2 separate regions of the Homo sapiens genome follow, and region 1 is linked to region 2. Evidence: chromatin contacts called from ENCODE Hi-C data. All regions are on one chromosome and are shown on one strand. Each heading gives the region's core, a stretch centred on a gene start or an enhancer-like site at or near the end of the contact. The rest is flanking DNA. Distances are from core to core; before and after follow the strand shown. Region 1 overlaps METTL8 (methyltransferase 8, tRNA N3-cytidine). Region 2 overlaps CERS6 (ceramide synthase 6).

Region 1 (6,636 bases), core at 3,677-6,176, 2.8 Mb after region 2:
CCCAGCTACTCGGGAGGCTGAGGCTGGAGAATTGCTTGAACCCGGGAGGTAGAGGTTCAAATTCCTGACCTCGGGTGATCCGCCCGCCTCTGCCTTGCAAAATGCTGGGATTGTAGGTGTGACAGACCATGTCTGGCCGGGTATGTCTTTATTAGCAGTGTGAGAACAAACTAACACAGGCAGTGAATGATTTTTAGGAGAACTGAGTGGACCCAAAGAGCAGAGAGTAGTTTGTAAATGATTCTCTTTGAAAACTGAATGGGACCAGAGAACAGATAATGGCCGGGACAAAGTTTTTTGTGCTCTGTGAGAGGTGGCAACAAATTTTAGGAAGGCAAGAGGCAGAACTTCATTGTAAACAAAGGTTGTCTTATTATGTGGATAAGGTCTCCCAGGTAACCTCTTCGAACTGCCCTCAGAAAAACAGATGAAAAGTCGGTCTGGGCTAGGTGACTTTTAATCTCTTATGGTAGTTAATCTTCCCTGGTTATTGAATGAGATTTCCTAGGGAGGCGGTTTTAGGCCAACAGCATTTCTTTTGGAAGAAGTCTACTCAGTCAGATAAGGAAACTTCCACAGAGAACCCCTTCCTGTGCTTGATGTGGGGTGGAGAAACCAAGAGTACTTGTTTTTTGTTTTTTTTTTGAGATGGAGTTTCACTCTTGTTGCCCAGGCTGGAGTGCAATGGCGTGATCTCGACTCACTGCAACCTCTACCTCCTGGGTTCAAGCAATTCTCCTGCCTCAGCCTCCTGAGTAGCTGGCATCACAGGCATGCGCCACCACACCTGGCTAATTTTGCATTTTTAGTAGAGATGGGATTTCTACATGTTGGTCAGGCTGGTCTCGAAGTCCTGACCTCAAGTGATCTGCCCAACTCGCCTCCCAAAGTGCTGGGATTACAGGCATGAGCCACCACGCCTGGCCGACTCCTTGGTTCTGAGGCAGCTTTGATGGCCTTTTAATTTCCTTTAGTTCAGTGTGCTCAGCATGCTGAAGCACCATCATTTGGACCATTGTTTTCTGCACCCTAATACTTTTAGTAGCCATTTCTGTGCTACAAAAACACCTGAAATGGTGTTTCAGGTAAGCAGAAAAAAGCTCCTGGCCTCTAGCTTTCCTATTTCCAAAGCTCAGCTAGGGCTCTTTCTTGGGTTCTTTCTCTGAGCTCAGGCAGGGGATAGTTAAGCCTACAGTTCAGTTCTCTGAGATTCAGTCATAAGTCACTCTTGCTACAATCTTCTGTGATTTTGCATTTTTCTTTGGGTCACTGAAGCAGTATTTACCTAATGTGCCTGTGAACACTGTCCACTTTCCATAAGGTCACAGTGCTGCTGGCTTCTGCTGGTAGCCTTCCCTGCAGGTGACTGCTCCTGACTGAGCTTTAGGGGAATGACCAACTCTGGATTCCTCATCACCAGTGACAGAGTGTGCTTCCTCAATTGGACCTTGTCTATGCCAATAGCTTAGTCTTTGTCTGTACCACCATGAATATGGTATTTGTTGTTCTGGTTTTTTTTTTTTTTGTTTTTTTTTTGAGATGGAGTTTCGTTCTTGTTGCCCAGGCTGGAGTGTGGTGGCATGACCTCGGCTCACTGCAACCTCTGCCTCCTGGGTTCAAGCGATTCTCTTGCCTCAGCCTCCTGAGTAGCTGGGATTACAGGTGCACGCCACCATGCCCAGCTAATTTCCTTGCACAATTAGAGATGGGTTTCACCATGTTGTCCATGCTGGGCTCGAACTCCTGACCTCAGGTGATCCACCCGCCTCGGCCTCCCAAAGTGTTGAGATTACAGGCGTGAGCCACTGCGCCTGGCCGAATATGGTATTTGATTTGACATTTTATATTACAGATTAAGTCCTTAAGAAAGACAACACTCATCCCTGATGTACTGAAGATCTTTGTTTTGTCAGTCAGTGCTTTCTACTTTCATTCTACTTATCATTCAACTTTCTTAGGTTAACTATCTTCTAATGTAAAAAAAAATGCATTAATATATAAAAGTATAGGCTTCAAGTTTAGAAAGCCTGTCTCTTCGGAAAGTTACTGACCTCATAGCAAACTATGAATAAATTCCCCAAAGTAGGATGAACAGAGCAATTTATATCCATATATAAACATAATTATACTATACAGTTACATAACTAGAATAAAATTTAATGTAAATGTGCCAAAGAGGAGAAGAAATCACAGAAGATTTACAAAACTTACATGAAATAAGAAAATGTTCAACTATGTAATAACCAAAGCTTCCTTAACTTGGGAATCTTGGGAACCTAGAAAGTGAGGTAACCCAAGCCAAATTCCTCTGGTGTCACAGTTCCTCCTATACCAGGCCAGGCACTTGCCAATGACACTGGAGTAGGGGTAAGCCCTGGGTGTGTTGTGTAGTGTGTGACGTAGTAGGTGAAAAACAGCAAAGAGGTAATTCTTTATTCTCGAGAGCTTCCTCGTGCACATGATCAGCTTTTGCACATGCTTGGAGGAAAAACAACACTATTAAAATGTCTTTTTAAAAGTCAAAGCTAAATGAGTATGCAATAAAGCTTTGAGAAATGGAAAAGAAAATCTATGAGGAAAACGTCAGCTTGCTTATCCAGGGAATGAGCAGGACTTAATTCTCATGCCGGCATGGGGCTGCCGGGCACCCAGCTCCTTTCCTGTGGGTAGAAAACAAGTCCCCAAGTTGCTACTGAGCCAAACTGTAAAGGCCAGTCAGGAAATGAGCAGCAGTGCTGAATGGGGAAGCCTGGATCCATGGTTTTTTCCTAAAGTAAACAAAAGATCTGCAAAAGTATTTCCTTGCACTATTTGGCAAGAGAAAGAAGCACCTGGAGAGTGAGTTAGGGAGAGAAAGCATGGAAGAAATGTGAGTAAAACAAGGAAGATTATAATGAAGCTTTGTCTCACTAATCTCCAGAGCCCAGGTGTTCTATTAAGAAACAAAGCTGCAAATGAAGAGACATCTCAGAGAGTGGTGGATTAAGAATATATTCATGGAAAGGATAGATCTTCCTTGCTTTTTGGGATCCTGAATTTCATCTTTCATTTGGATTAAAAAGAAACTTAAAAAATATCTTGTAGAAAGTCAAAGTAAAGATATAAATATTAAAATAAATGAGGGCTGCGAAAGAAAAAGTATGAGCAATGAGAAAAGCAATTATCCTTGGAGGCAGAAATTTCTTTCTTGTTTCAATGCAGCATGTGATACTGGCAATTTCAGCCATTCTCTTTCAGGCAATTTTCAGTGCGAGTGCCAAATGCTGCTTAGGGGGATATGTCTCTGCTCACCTGAGGGAGCAGGGCACAACTAAAGATGTAAGGAGAGCGATCGCATTCTTTACGCCAAGCATTCTGTTTAGCAGGACTGCCTCAGGAGGAACACAAGTTGCTCTCAGGAGGCAGAAGGTGAGAGAAATGAGGCAGCAATTACATAGTGTTGCTTGTGCTAAGTACAGAGCATTAAAAACAAAAAACAAAAAAGCCCCACTAATGCAGTGGACTCAGCAGCGGGCTCATTGCTAATTTTAGGAAGTCACACAGGTTTAGTGCTTGCTTCCAGCGGAAAAGCCTTAAAAGCCCAAAGGGTGACTGTCCTCCAGTGTTTTTTGAAACAACCAACACTTGATATATAAAGGTTAACTGAGGAAAAAATTAATTTCTGCGTTTTCTGCAATGAACTAGGAGCAATGGATTGAAAATATTTGGCCAAATAATTTTTATAAGCATAACAAAATTCCATTTTTCTGGACCAAACCTCATCAGCCCAACTAGGAAAGACGATGCTGGAGCTTTAGGAGGCAATCAAAGGCTCATTTTATTTGATAGGTAACATCTGATACAGAAGCATTTCCCGCCCTGGGCCCTGGATCTACTCAGTGCCTACCTGCTGGAGAAAATCAAAGATAAAGACCCAGATCACTGGGATGCCAAGGACACAGCTAGCTGGACACTATTTGAAGTCTATGTGCTCAAGTATTGCTTTTTTTCCCTCTTTATGTAACGTTAACGTGTATTTATTCATTCAGCTAACTCTAGCTGTTCCTTACTTAAGGTTAAGTGGTTGTGAAACCACAGACACTGTAGAATCAGAAGCTGTTGTTTTAAACTCTTGGCCAAGTAGCAGTGCCTTGTAGCTTGCCTTTGCCGAGCTCCAGGGGCAGCTGAGGGTGGGCTGTCTGACCATCTGGAGATTTCAGTGTGCTCCATCCATCTCATGCCAACCTGACTTGCCAGAATTAGGGTCACTGTGCTCTGAGACACTTTGAGATGATGCTCAAGGGAGCTGTGCTCTGCAGCCTCCTGGGTCCCTTCTGCAGGTGCACTTGCTTTTTCAATCTGATGCTATTTTTCTTACCCTCTGTAGGCACTCACACGCAGAACTATTATTACTTGCTTGTTACTGCATGTTGCTGATTCATACTCATAGGAAAAAGTAATTTTATCTTCAACACCTCTTCCTTGTCATTTAAGACATATGTTAATGAAAGACAGATTTTGGCATCCACTTTTCTCTGTAGCTTTGAGGCCACAATATAGATTCATTATAAATGAAGATGCAACTGTTATTTTACTTCTATTTATATTTATAACTACACCAAAGCCATCTTGCGGGTACCTTTGCGCCTCTCAAATCCCCAACCATATTCCAAGAAACCGTATTCCAAGAAATGCTCAACATTTCATGCCTGAATTGGTATTAATGTGGCATTAATGTACATACAATGTTTTAAATAACGATGTTTTCACTCATATTTTATTATGGACACCTCCTGATTTCACATATTTTACATTACCCTAGAGCTGAATCCTTTTGAAGACATTTTAAGGGTTTTTTTTCCCCACTGCAGTACAGAATGCTTTTTTTCTTTAAGCGAGGAGTATGCAAGTGAGAGTGCTCTGCGAGGAGGGATGCCAAGTGGAAGGCTGAAGCCTGAGGGGGTGGGGCGAGTGCAGAACTAGGCAGAAGCAGAATGCTGAAAAGAACTGATTGAAAGCTTTTTGCTTTGTCATTCCTCTCAGTTCCTTTCCTTCTCTTCTTTTCCAATTTGTAATTGTGGACAAGTGTAACCTACTTATTTGCTAGAATGATTGGATCTAGAATGAGCCATAACCTTGAAGGTCGTCTGAAACAAACTCCTCTCCACTGCTATCGTTTTCTGCTTGACTCAGAAAGCTCTTTCTTCCCTGGTGCCTTTCCCAGCAGCATTTGGGCCCATCCATTACAAGAGCAGCAAGTAGAGGTTTTGGAATCAGAGAGTTCTGGGTCCGAGTTGTGACTCTGCTACTTACTAGATGTGGTATCCTGAGCAAGTTACCCAACATCTCTTCTGTAAATGGTTATCATCAAAATGAATTCCTAGGAGTTTGAGGATTAAATAATGTGTATAGTATACACAAAATCTAGCATTCAGAGCTAAATTAAGAGTAGCTAAGCAGTTCAATAGGAACTAGGACCCATGCTTCCTGTTTGACTCTGAGGCAACACTTTTTTCCATGGAAAGATACTGTCTTTCTTACAATGTCTCATAAAACCTTTGAAAAAGTCACTGTTGCTGGAATACTGTGTGTACTGCCTTGTAGATTAATAACAATACCTCACATATATTTAATGCTCTAGAATTGACAATGCACTTTCACAAGCGGGGAAAATACCCACGCCAACACTAAGTCTCCTGATGACTAACAGAGGCAGGAAGCAGGAGGAGCAGAGGCTTTGAAAGAGGTCGATTAGTGATGCAAATGTGAAGTTATCTGCACTTGTGAGGAGCATAACAAACATCAAAACCAATTAGAAGTAACAATGTGTGATCTATTCAGGCTTCAGGACTTTGATGAGTTGGAAGTTTTGGGGTTTAACAATCCAGATGGTTCTGATAGCTTTAAGTTTTGCCTCCAAGAGGGCAGCTATCTGCATATGGGTGAATTTTCACGTACAAGCTAGAGTACAGCAACGACTTAGAATCACACACGGGTAGAAACCGGGACGTGTTCACAATTTGTAGACAAAGCATATGGAATCGAGAGAGGCAAAGCAAATAAGTTCTCAGAAGTCAATGTTAAATGGGTGTTTCAATACAGGCAAATGTGTCATACCGAATGCAAAACTTTTAATAATAGAAACTGTTATCTTGACTTTCTCACAACCTTCGGAAACAGTTCCTCATGTGTGAGAATTTTTACATTTGGACGATGCTCAAAAGTGAATTTTTAGAAATGGAGAAAAAAATGAAGGGTGCATTTAAACAATATATTCCATTGTTTCTGTACTGTAAGAAGATGAAAGAATATACCTTTTACTCCTGGAAAGAAAATGGTCCTTTTGAAATTCAGCTCTCTCAGAAGATGAATTTTTAAATATCAAACTCTGCCTAACCAACTGGTCCTAGCTTTATGGATGTGAGGGGTAAATTAGAATTTCATGCAGTTATCAAATATTTTAAACTAATACCCAAGCAGTTACATTTGCAACGCTTCATGATTTCTTAACATCTATAGACAAAATTCCAAATAGGTCTTTCCCTTTTCTTTCTGTGCCAAAATCTACATTTCTATCTAGCAGCAAACCCCGAGAAGGAAGTTGTTGTAGGTAGGTTAAGAGACAGAAAGACTGACCAGGCAAGCAGAAGACACTGG
Region 2 (6,226 bases), core at 2,264-4,763:
TCACAAAATGTATGTTAAAACACACAAGGTGAGGAAGGGTATTGATGATCCACTTGTACTGCAGGGTGCAGTTCTTTTCTATGTCTTCATTTTATTCTTTCTCCTTATTTATCTATTCCTATAGTTTTAACTATAACTGCAGTTTTCATTGAAGACTCTGATCCATGGGTCTTAGACAACTGATGAATTTCCATTGTAGAATTTTCCTTCCCTTGCTTAATCTCCTTGTCTCTCTCCTCTACTATTTTAAAGAAATGACTGGCAGAGAGGTGGAGTGCCTCCAAGGCTGCAATTTCATAGAGAGAATATTTGGGTCAAAATATTAATTGGAAGGACATCTGTCAGGTATAACCCCCAAAACATTATTTTCATCAAGGTGTAAGACTCAGTGATCCATTTAATGCTATTGCTAATCTTTATAAGTCTCATACAATTATAAGAGGCTTATCTGTATACTGTATAACCTTATGCTTACTTTAGGCTTGCTTACCCAAAATCTACATTTAGTTGCTTCTGAAAATATATTTTTTTCTTAAGCTACTTTTATGTGTTTTCCTTAGTATTCTCTAAACCACATAAGCTATTACTTTTGATTTTTTAATTTTAATTTTTATTAAGAGACAGGATCTCATTCTGTCACCTAGGCTGGAGCACAATCATAGCTCAGCCAATCATCCTGCCTTAAACTCCTGGGTTCAACCAGTCCTCCTGCCTCAGCCTCCAGGTAGCTGGGCGACGTGTGTGCCATGACATCCAGTTAATTTTTAAATTTTTTTTTGTAGAGACAGGGTGTTGCCATGTTGCCCAGGTTGGTCTTGAACTCCTGGCCTCAAGTGATCTTCCCACCTTGGCCTCCCAAAGTACTGGGATTACAGGCATTAACCACTGCCCTGGCCCAGTTGTAACTGTTAGTGAGGATGCCATGCCATTCCTAAAGCTTATACAATCCTGTGTATATAGGAATTTAGCACCTTTGTCAAACATGCAGTGTTTTAGATCTATTTGCTATATTTTGCTTTTGTTTTTAAAATAACTGTTGCATTATATTGTCTTAGATGGTAAGTTCATAAAGTGAAGGGATATGTTGATATATTTTATAAATTGTTGATGAACACAGCTTAATACTCTGGTAATGTTTTTCTGAGTAAAGAAGGAATAGCCACTATGTATAAATATGTTAGCATAGAGGAATGAAAAATTGGGAAAAACAAGAATAGGATTTTGGATGAAATTAATATAGCCAATCTATATATTAATGTATTAATAGATTTATTTTGATTATTATATGACGTAGTTTCTTCATCCTTTACTTTTAATCTGTGTAGGACTTGTATTTAAAATGGGTTTCTTGTAGGCAGCATATAGTTGGTTCTTGTAATTTTGAAAAATCTTTTTTCATGGGTGTGTTTAGATCATTTTTGTTTAATATAGTTAGTGACATGATTGGATTTAGACACACCATTTTGTTATTTGTTTTCCGTGTATTCCCTCAGTTATTTGTTTCTTCCCCCTTTTTCTGTCTTTTGGGTTATTTGAATCTTTTTAGCATTCCCTCTTAATATTCCATATTAGCTATTTTGCTATCTTTAAAAAAATTTTTTTTTGGTGAATGCTCTGGGAGTTATAATATAATACACCAAAACTTTCACACTCTACTCAAGAGTTAATGTTATATTCTTTAAGTAAAATGTAGACTCTTTATGATAGAGTTTCCTTTATCCTTCCCCACTTACCTGTAGGTTATAATCATGATGTATATTACATCTACATACATTGAAACCCCACCAGTGTTACACATTTTGCTTTCAGCAATCATATAAATTTTAAAGAACTTAAGGGAAAGTAGTCTTCTATATTTACCGAGATATTTATTATTTCTGTTTTTTGTGAAGATTCCAATTTCTTTCTGAGGTTATTTCCCTTAAGCCTGAAGCACGCTCCTTAGCTTTTTGTAGAGCAAGTCTGCTGAAAATGAATACTTTTAATTTTCCTCCATCTAAAAATACCATTATTTAGCTTTCTTTCCTGAAGGATGTTATTGATGGATATGGAATTTTAGGTTGGTGGATTTTTTTCCTTCAGCATTTTAAAGATGTTTTTCTATTGATTTCTTGCCTGCTTGGTTTATGATGTGAAGTTTTCAGTAATTCAAACCATTCTTCCTCTGTAATAATGTGTAACTTTAGCCATTGTGAATACTTTATTTTTGCTTTTAAGCAGTTGACTAAGTGTGACTATTTTTGAGCTTATTCTGTTTGGGGTTTGTGAACTTCTTGCATTTGTAAATTTGTGTCTTTTAATGAGTGGGAAGTTTTGGGCTATTATTTCTTCAAATAGTTTCTCCACCAATTTTTTTTTTTTTTTTTCTGGAAAACCAGTGACATGAATGCTAGAACTTTGTGATATTTTCCTGCAGGTCTTTGAGGCTCAGCTCATTTGTCTCAACAAATTTTTTTTTCTTTGTTCCTCATATTGGATCATTTCACTGACTCTTCAAGTTCACTTACTCTTTCTTCGGTTATATATATATTTTGACTTGAGCTATCCCATGAATTTATTTCAGATATTATATTTTTATTTCCACAATATGCACTTGTTTTTCTAGTTTTAATTTTTCTGTTGAGAACTTCTGTCTTTCCATTCATTCCATATCACCATGGAGGATATTTATAATATTTGTCCTTTGGGTTTCTCAGAGTTGGAATCTGATTGCTTTTTTCCCTAAGAACTGATCATATTTTCCTAGTTCTTCGTATGTGGAATGATGTTGGATTGTATCCTGGACATTGTGTATGTTATGTGGTATAGATTCTGGGTCCTGTTCTAATCTTCTAAATAATGTTGATCTTTTAAAATTTCTTTTAGCAGGCAATAAACCCAGCTAGATTCAGGTTATATTTCTGTCTCACCTTCTTGTGGCAAGTGGTACTAATCTCAGTTCAGGTTTCAAAGCCTTTGTGATGCAACTCTGGGTCTGTCCCGTGTGTGCCTCTCAGGGGCAGTGGTTTCTAGACTTAGTTCAGTTCTTATAGCTGTTGCTATACTGTTCTAGATCTGTGTCATGCATGCACAGCTTAGGGTGAAGCCAGGAATTGTGCTGATTCATGTTCAGAATTAGGGGATTCGCTTCTCCATTTTCTTTCTCTCCGTGATTCCCCCATCCTCTTTGGCCTGTGAGGGCTCCTTTTCCAGGTTCCTGTGGTCATAAAGACTGGGTTTCCTGGAGTATGAGTGGCTCAGGCTGCTGTCCTGCTGCTCTGCTGTATAGTGGGGCTCTGTGACTGGGTCCTGCTCCAGGACATAGCTGCCAGAATAAAAGAAAAAACAAAACCAAACAAAACAAAACTGGAAACTCATCTCCTTGTAGATCATTTCTTTACATTTGACTCCTCCAGAATTCACCTTGTTAACATTTCAGTCCTCAGTTGTTGCTCTTTGTATTATTTTGGTAGCTGTTGAGTATCGAGCACATGCTTCTGCTAAGTTTACAGGATATGACTTTTCTCACTCAGGTCACAACCCATACTTCCCTTTGTTGCTCATCTCTGTCCCAGGCACTCAGCTCTTTTTGTGGCCAGAGCTTTTAGTTTTAAAAAGCGAGAGAGAGAGAGAGGCTCTACTGGGCTTACTATCAGAGAGGAACTGGGGCTCCCTGCTTTTCTTTTGTTTCTGCTTTACAAAGTACGTCTATACCTCAAAGGAGAGAATATATGATGATAGTGTGTATAATGTCAACAGACCTTCCCCGCAGAGTTTGCAAAGAAGATCCATATTTTGCTACCAAGTGACACTTTGACATCGGGCTAACTTAAAACAGCAATTTTCTTCTTTTCACTGTTTTGTGAGATGTACTTTGTATTCATACTTTGGGGAGGCAGGTAACATTTTCTGAGGGGAAAAACGAAAGTCCCAAAAGAACTGGGAAGCCTAGAAGCAAGGAGTGCCAAAGAGGTGAGGGAAGAGCCTCATTGTCTGCAGGCAGTTGACAGTCACGCTGAGGATGGAGTCTGTGACCTGGCTCCAGCAAACTGCCATTGTCAGCTTCTCTTTCCAAATGACTGTTTGAAAGAAAACAGGGTTACCACATCTGCAAAAGAAGAATATGAGGAAGGAAAGAGGATTAGGTTAAAAATACTTAAAACTAAGGAGTGCTTCTTCCTTTGTTCATATAGGGCTTTGCGCCCATGTTTGGCTGTTTTTCATTAAAAGCAGTCTTAGTTTTTACTTTGAACTTAATCATTTCCAAGTGACAGTCTTGGCTTCTTTATATTTGACTTTATATTTAGGAGTCAGCAAAACAACTGTAATCCTGCCACTTATCATATTAGTATATTTTCTGTGCTATTTGTTCTTTTCTAATCTTTGTTTTTTTTTCAATAATGAAAGTGATAAATGCTTATTGTAAATACTTTAAACAATAGGAAAGTAGACACAGTAAGAAAGTAGAAACTGACTCCTTAGGGTTAACTATGGAACTATGGTTAATAGTGTTCAAGTTTTCTAGCTTCTCTTTTTTTTAAAAATTATACTTTAAGCTCTGGGATACATGTGCAGAACGTGTAGGTTTGTTACATAGGTATACACGTGCCATGGTGGTTTGCTGCACCCATCAACTCATTAGGTATTTCTCCTAATGCTATCGCCTCCCCTAGCCCCTCACCCCCCAACAGGCCCAGTGTGTGTTTCCCTCCCTGTGTCCATGTGTTCTCATTGTTCAGCTGCCACTTACGAGTGAGAACATGTGGTGTTTGGTTTTCTGTTCCTGTGTTAGTTTGCTGACAATAATGGTTTCCAGCTTCATCCATGTCCCTACAAAGGACATGAACTTATCCTTTTTTATGGCTGCATAGTATTCCATGGTGTATATGTGCCACATTTTCTTTATCCAGTCTATCATTGATGGGCATTTGGGTTGGTTCCAAGTCTTTGCTATTGTGAACAGTGCCGCAGTAAACATACGTGTGCATGTGTCTTGACAGTAGAATGATTTATAATCCTTTGGGTATATACCCAGTAATGGGATTGCTGGGTCAAATGGTATTTCTAGTTCTAGATCCTTGAGGAATTGCCACACTGTCTTCCACAATGGCTGAACTAATTTACATTCCCACCAACAGCGTAAAAGCATTCCTATTCGTCCACATCCTCTCCAGCATCTGTCGTTTCCTGACTTTTTAATGATCACCATTCTAACTGGTGTGAGATGGTATCTCATTGTGGTTTTGATTTGCATTTCTCTAATGACTAGTGATGATGAGCTCTTTTTCATGTTTGTTGGCCACATAAATGTCTTCTTTTGAGAAGTGTCTGTTCATATCCTTTGCCCACTTTTTGATGGGGTTGTTTTTTTCTTGTAAATTTGTGTAAGTTTTTTGTAGATTCTGGATATTAGCCCTTTGTCAGCTGGATAGATTGCAAAAATTTTCTCCCATTCTGTAGGTTGCCTGTTTACTCTGATGATAGTTTATTTTGCAGTGCAGAAGCTCTTCAGTTTAATTAGATCCCATTTGTCGATTTTGGCTTTTGTTGCCATTGCTTTTGGTGTTTTAGTCATGAAGTCTTTGGCCATGCCTATGTCCTGAATGGTATTGCTTAGGCTTTCTTCTAAGATTTTTATGATTTTAGGTCTTACGTTTAAGTTTTCTAGTTTCTTTTATTGGGAGAGGAATATGTAGTTAAAATTATTTTGTATTAAAAAGTTTGTCCTGTCACAGTAACTTTATAGCTTAAGCATTTTCACCATTTTTATACATAATGACTCTAAATGTAATTTTGTTTTAATTTTTAAATTATGTATAGGAAACAATTGAGTGGTATACAATGAGTGTTAAAATTTCCTCTTAATCTTCTTCTTTTTACTTCTCAATGGGATCCATTAGTACTATTACTTGTTTTTAGAATGTATACTTCTGTCATTCTTTGCTCTTTCTCTGAATATGTGAAGATTATTAGAATATAAATTTTTCTCCATTTGTTACAAACTCCTTGCAAACATAATTTTTTATGCTAAATTTCTGTTCTTTTGAAACTGGATGTTTTGGTTGCATTCCATTTTCCTTATTGTACTTTTAAAATGAAAAAAAATTTTTTTTCTTTCAGATCAGCCCCAGTAGCTTCTCAGATCCACCTTATCTGAAACATCTGATCTCTCCTAGCCACTTAAATAAAGTAACTTGTGAAAACACCTAACAGGCTCTTGGAATGAAGTCATGAGATGTATGTTTAT

The links. Hi-C counts contacts between places; a loop is a spot of excess contacts on that map. Pooled maps may share reads with other maps.
Region 1: a map with no recorded cell type shows a loop between it and region 2 (15-fold over the local background). The contact joins two enhancer-like sites. A Hi-C loop is called at or near these places in 3 of 37 single-sample maps with no recorded cell type and 6 of 50 pooled maps.

What each region holds. Positions count from the first base shown.
Region 1 is chr2:171,313,610-171,320,245 of GRCh38, forward strand. It overlaps METTL8 (methyltransferase 8, tRNA N3-cytidine), which reads right to left. Exons shown (of 10, transcript NM_001321154.2): 10 at 2,137-6,636. Among named protein-coding and RNA genes, the nearest start is that of METTL8, 120 kb to the right of the region's middle. RefSeq lists enhancers at 2,251-3,073, 4,176-4,235, 4,963-5,062, 5,541-6,363, 6,509-6,558 and silencers at 3,150-3,444, 4,751-4,953. Within about 2 kb of position 4,927, at least 7 of the 41 ENCODE cell types and tissues checked have a DNase peak (open chromatin) inside an H3K27ac peak, as active enhancers do.
Region 2 is chr2:168,487,123-168,493,348 of GRCh38, forward strand. The region is part of intron 1 of CERS6 (ceramide synthase 6); the gene reads left to right. Among named protein-coding and RNA genes, the nearest start is that of CERS6, 34 kb to the left of the region's middle. RefSeq lists an enhancer at 3,064-3,453. Within about 2 kb of position 3,514, at least 9 of the 41 ENCODE cell types and tissues checked have a DNase peak (open chromatin) inside an H3K27ac peak, as active enhancers do.